Regions from separate parts of the Homo sapiens genome. Here region 2 is linked to region 1. Evidence: chromatin contacts called from ENCODE Hi-C or POLR2A ChIA-PET data. All regions are on one chromosome and are shown on one strand. The core of a region is the stretch at or near the end of the contact, and the rest is flanking DNA. Distances in the headings are between cores, read along the strand shown.

What was found. A loop is a pair of places that touch in the nucleus more often than their neighbours do. ChIA-PET counts read pairs that join two places held with the same protein, here RNA polymerase II (POLR2A). Pooled maps may share reads with other maps.
Region 2: a loop to region 1 is called in a pooled map, with 2.0 times the contacts of the local background. The contact joins two enhancer-like sites. A Hi-C loop is called at or near these places in 1 of 50 pooled maps. POLR2A ChIA-PET finds 5 or more read pairs at or near these places in 4 of 52 experiments (BJ, H1, activated T-cell and 1 more).

Annotation. Positions count from the first base shown.
Region 1 is chr12:124,002,600-124,009,334 of GRCh38, forward strand. All of the region lies in intron 2 of ZNF664-RFLNA (ZNF664-RFLNA readthrough), which reads left to right. The region is part of intron 3 of ZNF664 (zinc finger protein 664); the gene reads left to right. Among named protein-coding and RNA genes, the nearest start is that of ZNF664-RFLNA, 33 kb to the left of the region's middle. RefSeq lists enhancers at 4,016-4,065, 4,086-4,145, 4,366-4,425. Within about 2 kb of position 3,817, at least 7 of the 41 ENCODE cell types and tissues checked have a DNase peak (open chromatin) inside an H3K27ac peak, as active enhancers do.
Region 2 is chr12:124,542,136-124,548,870 of GRCh38, forward strand. All of the region lies in intron 1 of NCOR2 (nuclear receptor corepressor 2), which reads right to left. Among named protein-coding and RNA genes, the nearest start is that of NCOR2, 22 kb to the right of the region's middle. RefSeq lists enhancers at 303-836, 1,905-2,439. Within about 2 kb of position 3,541, at least 7 of the 41 ENCODE cell types and tissues checked have a DNase peak (open chromatin) inside an H3K27ac peak, as active enhancers do.

The DNA.
Region 1 (6,735 bases), core at 2,567-5,066:
TTATGTTGTGGAGAGGAGGTAGAGTGTGCAGTGATTTGCACTGGTGGGGCTGGAGGAAAGCAGAATTAAGGACAATGCATCTGGATGGATGTTGGTGTGCTTGACAGAGATGGGGAAGAATGAGGAAGGAACAGTTTGAGGGGAGATTTGGTTTGGAAATGTGGTTGTAGTGCCTTTCAGCAGAGATTATGGAGCAGTCCAGGGCTAGAGATAAAAATGGGAGCCAACATCTAAAGAGTATTTTAGATCACGTGACTGGTGAGATTACTTAGAGGGTATAGATTCAGAAAAGAAATGGTCCCAAGCAGGAGCCCTGAAGCACCCCAGGATTTAGAAGTTGAACAGAAGAGAGGTCAGCAGTAAAAGGAACAAGGAGTGGCTAGTGAGGGGCAGGGACGGGCCAGCTAAGAAAGCAGGTGTTTCCAGCCCTGTCTTGGGGCCCTGTCCTGACAGAGGCAGGACATGTTGGGAAAGAAACATGTTTTCAGTGGCATGTTGGGAAAGAAACCCGCCTGCAGGGGTGGGGCTGTGGTATCCAAAACAATTTTAAGAAGGAAGATACTAGAACATGTTTGTATGAGAATGGACCTATAGCTAGGATGGAATTGACAGTGGCAATGAGAGGGAGTACTTACAGGATTCCATTTGGAGAAGGCCCAGGAAGTGCACTCATGGGCACAAGTGGAAGGGCTGGTCTTTCCTAGGAACAGGGCACCCCCTGTTGGAGTAGAAGGTGTGAATGCAGGTGGCCTAGTGGATTTGCAGTAGGAAAATGAAGGGCTTGCCATCTAATTGCATCTTTTTTTTTTTTTTTTTGAGACAGAGTCTTGCTCTGTCGCCCAGGCTGGAGTGCAGTGGCACGATCTCAGCTCATTGCAACCTCTGTCTCCCAGGTTCAAGCGATTCTCCTGCCTCAGCCTCTGGAGTAGCTGGGATTACAGGTGCGTGCCACCATGCCCAGCTAATTTTTGTATTTTTAGTAGAGACGGGGTTTCACCATGTTGGTCAGGCTGGTCTCGAACACCTGATGTCATGATCCACCTGCCTTGGCCTCCCAAAGTGACGGGATTACAAGCGTGAGCCAATGCGCCCAGCCTGCTTCTATTTTCTTAATCAGAAACAGGCTCTTGGCAGGTTATCAGCCACGAGTGAGGGAGTCAGAGGGAAGATGGGAGATTTGAAGAGAAAGGAGAATGATGAAGTAGCAATTTAAAGTATTGGGAAAATGTGTGTACTGAAGACTTTTGGAGGAATTTAGGGGCACTCCAGTGCCCATTTGAGATGTGTGGTCGTGAGTTAAATAAACCTGGCATTATTCAGCCACTTGGGTGCGTGTATGGATAGATGGAGAGTTGGGTTTGAATAAGGTGCGGTGTCACTGAGAGTAGGTGGGGCCAGAGAGTTCTGGTGAGCGCAGAGAGAAGCTGTGGACAACAGACAGGGAACAAAGGGTCAGGCCACTGGGTGCAAGCCTACTGCATGAAGTTCCTGGAGCCAGTTAACTGGAAGGGGAGGGAGCACCCGGTGTCCAAGAATGGGTTGCTTAACACAGATTTGGGAGGGAGCACAGTTTCTGGGGGTGATAGAGCTAGAGTGTGGCCATGGAAACAGTGATGATGACAGAAGAGAGAGGTGAACCTGGGTGGAGGGAGGGCATAAGGAACCCAAGCCAGCATGGAAGCCAGGAAGTAAAGACAAACAGGGCCACATTAGTAGGACAAAGATTGAAAGAGGACTGGAGGTCCTGAGGGAGCAAAGAAAAGGTTCCATAGGATTAACAGAGCAGAAAGCTGGAACAGGATGTTTTGGTTAAAGGCTAGAGTTTCACTCAAGATGGACAGATTGCTTACAGACTTCTGGACTTGCATAGGTTGGTGTTGTCAGTGGAGGCGGAGGCAATGTTTATTTAGCTTTGTAATTTAGAACACTGTTGTATTCTTTCTTACGGCTTTAGATTGTCATACAGGGATTTTCTAAGCCAGGGGTCCCCAACCTGTGGGCCACAGATGGGTACCAGTCCATGGCCTGTTAGGAACCAAGGCCACACAGCATGAGGTGAGTGGTGGGAAGAAAGCCAGTGAAGCTTCATCTATTTATAGCTGCTCCCCATTGCTTGCATTACCTCCTGAGCTCCACCTCCTTTCAGATCAGCGGCGGCATTAGATTCTCGTAGGGGCGTGAACCCTGTTGTAAACTGTACACGCAAGGGATCTAGGTTGCACGCTCCTTATGCGAATCTAATGCCTGATGATCTGTTACTGTCTCCCAACACCTCCAGATGGGACCACCTAGTTGCAGGAAAACAAGCTCAGGGCTCCCACTGATTCTACATTATGGTAAGTTGTATAATTATTTCATTATATATTACAATGTAATAATAATAGAAATAAAGTGCACAATTTAAGTGTAATGCACTTGAATCATCCCAAAAACCATCACCCCTGCCCCCAGTCTGTGGAAAAATTGTCTTCCACAAAACTGGTCCCTGCTGCCAAAAAGGTTGGGGACCACTGTTCTAAGCAAAGGCTTCCTGGCTTCCATTTTATTATGGAAAATTTCAAATGAACTCAAAAGTAGAGAAAAAAACAAAATGTACTCCTATGGGCCTGTCACCACACGAGTTGAACCCAGGTTAAGAAACCGTGAGCTTTTTGCTGTTCTTATTTTGTCTACCCTCTCTACTTTTTTGTTCACACAAGAAGCCAGTTTATTACTTGAGTTGGGTTTTGTTGAATGACCACAGGTCACATACTCGGTGCTGGCAGTCTTACCATAACATGCAGTCAGCATTTTTGAAAACAATGTAAATATATAATACAGTTGTCTATCTTTTAGTTTCCAAAGTTTGTTACTTCACATTTTGACTGGATGATAATTTATAGAATGTGTGTGTGTGTGTGTGTGTGTGTGTGTGTGTGTGTGTGTGAGAGATAGGCCAGCATGTCTGTATTATCCTCATTATATAAAAAGAAAACAGATGCAAAGTAGTGTTAGGTGACATGTTGGCCTGAAGTTCCAAGATTAAGTGGGAATACATTTTAAAGTTCCCTCTTTGCTGTTCCCTTCTCTTGGGAATGTTCTTCATTCATACAGCATCTGCCCTCCATCTCACATCCCCCGTCTTTCTAAAGGCATCACTGGCCCATCCCTACAACAAGCTGTCTCCATGCCAGCCCCAAGTGCTAGTAAGACATTGTCCTATACCTCCCTGGTACTGGGCTCTGCACCAGTGTGCCCTTCTGCGTACTCTTTTCTTCACCAGCCTGGCAGTGGGATGTTAGTTGCTGGGCGGCGCTATTCTCTTCCTCAGTTGGTGGTGACAGCTGGGTCCCTGTGCCTCTGCAGTTCTTGCACGGAGGTCATAGCCTTGCGCAGAGCAACACAGACGAGGCACTTGGCCTCCTGCTTAGTAGTCGGCATCTGCTGGCTGAACACTGTGGACATAATCTGATGTCAAGGCTGAATGGCTGCTAATTCCTTTAGGAGTGTAACTGGATTTTTCTCTCCTGCCCAGTCAAGGTGATTAGTCTTTATTTCATATCCAGCCTGTGTTGAATATAATCCAGTTCATAGTCCACTTTGTGGAACATCGATTGTAGCTTACCAACCTCTACCTCCATGTAAATAGTTGGCATTCCTCTGATGCTCTGGTCATCCCATTAGGGCTGCTGCAACCAACTCCTGCAGCCTCGGCCCTATGCTGGAGTGGTAGTCTCCCCTTCATGCAGCGGGTTCGCCTCTTCTGCCGCTAGAGTGAGGAACTTTTGGTCTGAACAGCCTTCAAGGGAAACCAGCTTCATTCTCCCAGCCTGTTAGTCCTGTACCCCCGTCTTCAGGTTCCCCTTTCTTATGCCGTGACCCAGAGCACGTGTTCTCTCAGGATATGGTTCTTGTATTTAAGACTCAGTTTTTGACTTCCTTGAATCTTAGCATCAGTTCTTTATTAGCTAGTTGCCCTCAATTTTAATTGTACTGAAATATTAGTACTGATTCAGTATTCTGTGGTATCACAAACTACAGGGAGAGAGGAAAGGCTCCTTTTCATGAAAGGTGAGGATTTGAGGTAGATGGGCTAAATTTTAAGCTTTCGTTTTCTTGGTTTTCAACTGCACTGTCATTTTGTTGTTTGAGTTCTCCTCCAGTGTGAGTCGAGTGCACAGGATGCTGGGGGCGTTCCTGAGCTTGCAGGTGCAGGCTCTGAGTTTGTCCTTGGCAGCCTTCCTCCTCAGGTCAGAAAGAGGGACTTGCAGTCATGTGGGATGTCCCCTTGAAAGCCCCAGTAGGACGTTGATTTTGAGACATAAGGGGGAGTCTGGAGTGAGAGATAGCCTTGGGAACGTGGTGTGTTCAGGATCTGTGAGCTCTGTGGGGTTCCATAACCTGTATCTGCCTCTGGATTTACAGCTGCCTCTATCTGTGTGGAAGAGTTGGGTGGGGGCTGTGTTAGGCGAGTCTGTACTGGAGATCCTTGCTGTGTGTTGGCCTTTCTGTTCTTTGGTTGGTCACGTGGAAAATTTGCCGGAGTTTCTTTTATCTTTCTTTTTCCTACAGAATGCACCTTAACCCCTCTCATCCCCCCACCGTGCAGTGAGACTTACAGACAGGTCTGAGAATTTTATCTGGAAGGAATGGCAGTGCCTGATGCCTGAAGAAGAACTCTAGTGGGAGGTCATGTTGGACTCCCCTGTCAGGGACCTTGGTATTGAACTGTTGCCCTTCTGAGCAGAGTTGGACTCTCCTGAGGCTAGGCTGGCGGAGTACCCTAACCCTGGCAGCTTGATTCCTGGAGGGGGCTCTGGAAGACACCCCTGCTGGGGTTAGCTTGCCAGGCAAAAGAGCAGAGCGCAGTGCTGCTGCCTTTGTCTTTTGCTTGTCGCTGCCCTGCAGCCACTGCCTTCGCCTGCAGCCACTGCCTTTGCCTGCTGTCCAGAGGCCTCTTCCTGTGTTCATTCTCCTGTGCTCAGGATTGACTGGGGAAATGAGAGCCGTTTCGGGGATTATATTCGTTTCAGTCACAGTTGCCCCTCTATGCGGTGGTCCTGGGATTAGTTTGCCATTGCCAGAAGAGCAGGAAAGGAATATCTTAGCATTCACAGATTTTTTTTTTTAACCATGAAAATTTCAACCATACACAATATTTTACAATAGAATCTTTTAGAGTAGACTATTATCTCTTACCTAAATGCAATGGTTACAATGATTTTACCACATTTGCTTTGTCTGCTCTTTTTTACTTTCCCTTTTTTTGTTTGTTTGCTGAAGCATTTTAAGTCACACATGTCAGACGACATGTCCCGTCATTCCTGTTCTTCACTGTGCATCTCTAAGGCTGTAGACATTGGTTTACATAGCTACAATGACATGATCACATAGTTAACAGCACACAGTGTAATCTCATACCCCGAATCACATTTCCTTGACTGTCCTCTTTTAGCAGCTGGTTTGCTTCAGATTGCAAAGAAGTTCCTCTGATTACATCTGATTGTTATGTCTCAAATCGCTTTCATTTAGAGCAACTCCTCCCACCTTACCGGCTTTTTTTCCCTCGTGTCCTTATTGCAAAAAAAAAGGGGCAGTTGTGCTGTAGAGTGGCTCACCTTTTGATATTTTGCTACTTGCTTCCTAGTAGTTCCTCTGTCCCTTCAGTTCTTTCCATTAAAAATTAGCTCCAGAGGCTTGATTAGGTTTTGCTTCAGTCTTTTGACAAGAATGTCTTCAGAGGGTGCTGGGTGTTTCCCATTGCACCACAGCAGGAGGCACACGTGTCTGGTTGTTCCTCTTTGAGTCATGCTAAGATCGATCCCTGGCTTCAGGTGGTGACAGCCTGGTCCTGGCAGTGTCAAGTCCTGGATCAGCCTTCCAGCCGCTTTTTTCACCCATTGCTTTTCATGGTTTGAATCAGGTGTTTGATGAGGAGAATGCACATATTAGCTGGTTGTTTCTTTGTCTTGAAAGAGAGTTCATAGAGGAAATAGGATAGATGCTTCTCTCCATTTAATTACCAATTTTTAGGGTAAAAAGTTGGGCCCCTAGTTAATTCCAATTTTGTTCAGTGCCTTGGGTCTCTCCATCTCTCTGCCTGCCTGTCTGTCTCTTTCTTCCCCATTCTCTACAGTCATTATGAGCTCCTGGGGTTTGTATATTGAATGCGTCTCACTCAATTGCCTTTCTTATTCCTTTTGATGCTCAGTTGCATGATTGGCTCTGTGTTCCTTTGGCACGGCCCTCTTGCTTTCTGGCATAACAGGATGTCCCAGGCTCATTTTGTAAGTGCTACTCTGGCTTTGAACCCAGCCATTCCTCCAAGGACCCCTTGCCTCTTGGTGGGGAGAGGATTTAAGGGAAGGGGCTGTAGGTGTGCTCATTGCTATCGCTTCTTATTGCTTCCAGGTCTTTTTGGTGATAACTAAAAAGAAAAAAAAGTGAATTCAGACTGATATGTCTAAGTCAAATTTTATATTACAGAATTTTTTCTTAACTTTGATTTTATACTTAAATCTAATTTTTCCTACATTGAATCTTGGCTCCTAACAACTTTAACATAAACTACTTATTTGTATTAACCTACTTTAAAATACACCACAGTAACAGTTAAATTGTTGAAAGAAGTGTGATTTCTTTGCAGCTTATTTGTCAAAAGAATATGTTCTAGGTATGTGCAATCAGTATACTATGCTCAAAAGCCATTTGTGGCTATGTCACCAATATGATAGGTTTATTCTCTTTATTTTGTTT
Region 2 (6,735 bases), core at 2,291-4,790, 540 kb after region 1:
AACTGTGGGGCTCCAGCCTCAATGCTGGGCAAGGGCTTGGTGTCTGGACTCTGGAGCCTTTCCCACCAGACCTGCAGCAGCCACAGGAACAGGGCGGGCCATTGCCTCGGGGCTCCTGTGCCTCCAGGACCCATGATTACTCAAGCCCAGGGCTCAGTATAAATCCTCCCTCTCAGCCCAGCCTCCCCTGACCAGCGGCCACACCGGCCACAACAGCCACACCCTTGGCAGGGCCACATGAGGGACATCTTCCAGAAGGGAGAAGGACGGGTGTTGATTGAGCACCCACAGGGCCCACAGAGATGGGCGAGGTGGGCGACAGCAGCCCAGGCTCCACTCCAGGCCACCTCTGCCCTGGGCACCGAGGCCAAGACCCTCAGCGCCCGTCCCAGGCCCTAGGAACCTGCCAGGCCAGCATGAGCCAGCCTCGGGGCGTGCTCCGCAGAAGCTCTAAACTGGACCCCGCAGACCCACAGATCAGACCCTGGCCCCCAAGGGGCAGGCATGACTCCCAGAAGCCTTCCCTGCAGGCTGGAGTTTGGGGACTTCCAGCACAGCACAACCTAGGTGCCGTGAGACATGGAGGCGGCTCACCGCCCTCCCAGGGCCGGCCGGGGTCCACCGGATACATCTTCCCACACGGGGTGAACAAGGAGCCTCCCCTGTCTCCTGCAGTGGTGTCACCTGGTCCCCGTCCCTGTGGTAGCCAGCAGTCCAGACAGCCAGAGCGGGAGGGAGGCAGGCTCCGCAGCCCTTCCATTGAGAAGCCGCCGGGATATGTTTTCCTTCTCCAGGGACAGCTGAGGCAGCCTGCCCCGTGCCAGCCCTCCTGGAATCTGCAGAGGCAGCCACCCAGAGTTCACCAAGGTCTCAGTCCCCACTGGACTGCAACAGCCAAGGGCGGGTGGGTGGGCGAAGATGGGGGTCACAGCCTCTCTCCCTCCCATCCCTCCTCCACCAGCTAGGGCAAGGGCCACCAGACCAAGGCCAAGGGGGCTGGCAGCATGGATGTGAGTGATCAGGGCCTGCAATGGGATCAGTAGGGAGGTGGGGATGGGCCGCAGCCCCGTCCAGAGGGGGACTGAGGAGCAACCCCGTGCCCTGCCCAGGAACGCGCCCCAGCCCCAGGGCCACCTGTCTGCTCCCAACAAGGAAGGCTGCACTGACACCGGGCATAGCGACTGGGGAGGAGCCGCTGCAAAAAACCATGACAACGATCATCACAATAATAACAGCCCTCACTTCCTGCCAGGCCACGTGCATCTCCACTGTCCGGACCCTGTTTCAGGGGTGGGGAAACAGACCCACACGGGGTTACCTGCCCCAGGTCACACAGCCAGTGAGGGGCGGGGAGACGGGACCCCGAGCATCTGACCCTCTGCCCTCGGCCACTCCATTCTCCACCCCGACAGCGCCGTGGATTTAGCAGGGACTAGGCTTCCCAGAAACCTCGCCGCCCCTCTCCTCGCTGCGGGGTGTGGGGCCGCCATCAGAGACAGCAGCCGGCAGGAGCAATTAGAGGCCAGGAAGGAGCCGGGGTATCGACCGCTTTTGGGAGGGAAGGGGGACGCGGGCTCTGTCGGGGTGGCAGCAGCCTGGCTCATGGCCAAGCACGGGCCACGACAGGGCAGGGAGCGCAGCCCAGGCCGGGAGGCCGCGGAGGCCCCACGCGGCAGCACGGAAAGGCCAGCTGTCCGTCCACCTGTCTGTCCAGCCCCCTCACCCTCACAGGCACCGACAGCCCCTCGGTGCCTGAAGCTCAGGGTTTCGCTGCCTCCGCACAATGCTAAGCCCCTTACGATGATTAACTCGTTTAATTCTTAACAACCGCCCCACATCCTCCCCCTGTGCAGATGGAGGCAGTGAGGCAAGAAAGCCCTCCCAGAGAGTTCCCAGGACTGGGATCCACACTCAGCGTCAGTCAGCACCAGCGACGCCGCCTCTGCCCGGCACCCCCTGCCCGGGGAGCCCCAGCGGGGAGGGAGATGAATGGAAAGGGTGCACTGGAGACTGCTGGATGAGATGGAAGCTTCGGGAAACCTCTCTATGCCCCGCAGTGACCCTGTCTGTAAAAGAGGAACATCACAACACCTGCCTCACAGTATGCTGTAGATGAACTCAGGTTTAGCCCCACAGATAGGCAGAGCAAGTACCCCAAAATGTCAGCTGCTGGCTTCTCCCAGAGAGGCTGCCTGGCCTGGGGACCCCTGAATCTGCAGCTGAACAGAAAAACCACTGCAGACTCTCCCCAGCCTCTGCCCCGGGCTGCCCGCCCAGGAGCAGGGTCTGGCCTTTAGAAGCTCCCTGGAGGGCGGGGGCACCATCCGCCAGAAGCAATTAATTGCTGGGTCAAGAGATGGTGAAAGAGATTTGTCACGAGGGCCTGGGGATATTCAGGGTGGGAGGGTGGCCCACACTGATTCAGTTGCCCCACCTTCCACCTCACAAGCAGGCTCCGCCCCCACTCAAACCCCCAGGACATCCTCCTCTGCCTCCACACCCGCCCGGGCCCAGGGTAGGTCAGGGATGCAGCCCCAGCACCCGTGACCTGCTCCCAGGAGGGACCTGCTTCCACCATTCAGCCGGTGCCCACACACAGGAGGGGACAGCCAGGCACAAGTGGGGCTGACATACAGAGTCCCCGGTGGGCCCCAAATGGGCCTGAGACCCAGATCAAATCCCTGAGCCATCTCATCTTGGCAGGAGACTGCGACCCCTGTGTGTGCTGCTCAACTTCGCAGAGGCAGTTTCCTCTCGGTGAAACGGAGGCAATTATATTAGGTGGCTAAAATCAGGCTGGCTCCCGCTCCAGCCCTAGTGCTGTCATTTTTTAAAGCCTGAGGAAGGTGCCTTGCTTCTCGGAACCTCAGTGTGCCCATCTGTAAAACGGGGATGATGCCAGGGGCTACTCTGAAGAGAAATTTACAACCTGGCACCCAGCAGTGCTCAGTTGAAGCTCACCATCGGGGTTCACCAGGCCACCTCCCCAGGGCCCCTTGCCAGCCTGCAACCCTACTGAGACACCAATGTCCCCAGCACCTCGAACACCCAGAAGCGGGGCCCAGGGGGAGGGAGCAGAGTCTCGGAGGGCCACGATGAGAGGACTGGATAAGAGCCCACCTTCCCTGCCTCCCACCTCCGCAGCAGGCCCAGGGGAAACATAGGCTTTGGTGACCACCAGGCTGGGGCCAGAGGCCAGTGACAACAGAAGCACCCAGAGACAAGGCAGCCCCTGACCCAGATCTTCCATGGGCAGGGCTCTGCAGGAGCCTCTGGTCTGGAGGGGTCCGAGGCACAGGTTTCCCCATGGGTCCCCATCAGCTTTCAGCCCCTGGTGTCCACACCCAATCCCTCCACACCAACCCACCGACACACGGGGACCCTCGAAGCCCCCACCACACAGATGGGAAAACCAAGGCCCAAAGACGCCAGGCAAGGGCAGCTCAGCCCGGGATCTTTCTCATGTACCGGTGAGCTCAGCTCAGCCCAGCAGGCGTTCAGAAGCCCAAGTGGCCCGGCTGGGGTCAGGGCCCTGAGTCAGAGCAAGAAACGCAGCAGAAACTGAAACAGCCCAGTGGCCCCACATACTCCACAGAGTGAGCCACGCTGCTTCCCTGCGCCGCCCCGTGCTGGGAAGTTCTTGCTTCTGTGGTCAGGGTGAGGGTGGGGGTGGGGGACGAGTGGCGTGGAACAGCCTTTCAGCCTGGGGACCCTCTCTGGGCCCGGCAGATGAGCAAAGTTCCATGCACACAGGCAGAGCTGTGAACTGGCCCCACCTCAGAGTCTCCGTGTCACCCAGGACACATGCAAAGCCACACATTACCTGGGGCAGCAGTTCAGGGGTATGCATAGGTGAAGCATAGACAGGCAGGAGAGACCCATCCCAGGCACAGGCTGTTTCTGCTCCCTGCAGGGCTCAGCCTGCAGCAAGGCCACAGAGCACAGGTCTCGTGATCTCAGGATAGGGTCTGAGACCCGGGTTCAAAACCTAGCTGCACTGCTTTCTAGCTCTGTGACCCTGGGCACGTGGCTTAACCCTTCCGAGCCTGCCTGTTTCCTCGCCGTAAAATAGAAACTCAGCTCACAGGGCTGACTCAGAGGCTCAGTGAGCGAATGCCTGCCTACAGTAAGAGTGAATGCCCAGCATACAGTAAGGGCTTAATAAATATGTACAGCAGTTCCTGCTTAGCCACGGCAGCTTTCCACAGTTTCAGTATGGTGGTCTGAAAACAAACGGAAAATTCCACAAATAAACAATTCGTAAGTTTTTGGGTTTTGGGTTTTTGTTTTGTTTTGTTTTTCTCACTCTGTTATACAGGCTGGAGTGCAGTGGTGTGACCTCAGCTCACTGCAGCCTCCGCCTCCACCTCCTGGGTTCAAGTGATTATCCTGCCTCAGCCTCCTGAGTATCTGGGATTACAGGCGTCTGCCATCACGCTCAGCTAATTTTTGTATTTTTAGTATAGTCAGGGTTTCACCATGTTGGCCAGGCTGGTCTCAAACTCCTGGCCTCGAGATCCACCCACCTTGGCCTTTCAAAGTGCTGGGGTTACAGGCATGAGCCACCGCGCCCAGCCAATTCCTAAGTTTTAAATTGCACGCTGTTCTAAGTAGCATGATGAGATCTTGCACCGTCGCGTCCTGTCCAGCCCAGGACATGACCCCTCCCTCTGCCCGGGAGGACCCACTCTGCAGACGGTCCTGCCTGTGAGTGTCCATCCCGGGAATCAGATCAACTGTGATGGTAGAGCAGTGCCTGTATTCAAGTAGCCCTTATCTGACTGAACAATGGCCCCAAAGCACAAGAGTAGTGATGCTAGCATACCGTTAACATTGTCTTTTTATAATATTTTATTTATTTTTATTTTTTTTGAGATGGAGTCTCGCTCTGTCGCCCAGGCTGGAGTGCAATGGTGCAATCTCGGCTCACTGCAACCTCGACCTCCCAAGTTCAAGTGATTCTCCTGCCTCACCCTCCTGAGTAACTGGGATTACAGGCACTCGCCACCACGACTGGCTACATTTTGTTGTATTTTTAGTAGAGACGGGGTTTCACCATGTTGGCCAGGCTGGTCTCGAACTCCTGGCCTCAAGAGATCCACCCACCTTGGCTTCCCGAAGTGCTGGGGTTACAGGCATGAGCCACCACACCTGGCCTGTCCTATTTTATTATTAGTTATGGTTGTTAATCTCTCACTGTGCCTAATTTGTAAAGAAAACCTTGTCATAGGTCTGTATGTGTAGGAAAAGATGGAGTGTATATAGGGTTCCATACTGTCTGCAGCTTCAGGCATCCACTGGGGGTCTTAGAATATATCCCCCAAGATTAAGGGGGGACTACTCCATTTTTTTAGTTCCCACATTTTTCAAATGGAGAAGAAATTCACATTACATAAAATTAACCACTATAAAGTAGGCAGCTCTGACATTTAGGACATTCCCAGTGCTGTGCGACCATCACCTCTATCTAATTCCAAAACATTTTCATCACTCTAAAAGGAGACCCCATCAACATGGAGTAGGTTCTCCCCAGGTCCCCTCCTTCCAGCCTCTGGCAACCACCAATCTGCTTTCTGTCTCCATGGGTTTGCCTGTTCTGGGCATTTCATGAAAGTGGAATCGTACACTATGTGGCCTTGTGTGTCTGGCTTCTTTCACTCAGCATCATGGTTTCAAGGTTCACCCGCAGTGTAGCATGCATCCGTACTTCATTCCTTTTCATGGCTGAATAATATTCCATTGTATGGAGAGACCAATCATATATTTTTATATGAGAAAAGTGTGTTATAAAGAATACATATTCATATATATAACAACATATATATAAATACACATACAGAATGAGATATAATTCTAAAACTTGTAAGGTTATAAAATAACCATAAGAACTATGATGATGTGGAATCTGGTGAAGGAGCCAGCTGGTGGGAGAGAGGGGCCTGGGGTGCCCCAGGCCGGGCAGGTCCCCTCCTATGGGACCTCTCCTCCACTCTAACTCTCCTCCACATCACATCAGGCCTCCTAAACGTGCACTGAGCTGGGACCTGAATGGCAGCAAGGAGCCAGCTGTGTCAATATGCAGGGAACAGCATTCCAGGTGGGGGGAACAACAAACGCGAAGGCCCAGAGGCAGATGCGGTCGGTGAGGGCTGAGGAGCTCCCGGGTGGCCTCTGAATTTATTCTCAGAGCAGTGGGAAGAGAATGGAGAGTGTGGGGCCAGAGTCTCATGGACCTTCTGATGGGATCCCTCTGGCTGCAACTCAGAGACCAGACAGGTGTGACCAGAGTGGACTGGGGACCCCGAAGAGGCTACTGCAGTCGTCCAAGCCAGACGGCGACAGAGTGGGGGTCCATCATGGTGCCTGGTCTGCCATTCTTTTCTTTTTGTCATTATTATTGATATGAAAACAGAGGGTCTCGATGGCAATGCTGTTCCCCCCCAAACATAGTTACTGTTTATTATTATTCCATCTCACAATAACAGCATATTATCTTTACTGTTCCTGTTATTTTTTTCTGTGCTGTTAGGGCGGGGCGGGGGATCTCCATGGCAGGGTCCCCACCCCAGGGATGTTTTTGGCTGCCCCATGACTGGCTCATGGCCTTTGGGACAGTCCTACTCCATAAAAGTCACCCTCCCTACACAGTTTTCAAATGACCTGGCCATTCAAAAAAACCTGCCAGAACCAGTCCAAATACTAGCTGTTTCTTAAATGTCACTCTCCTCTCCCCCC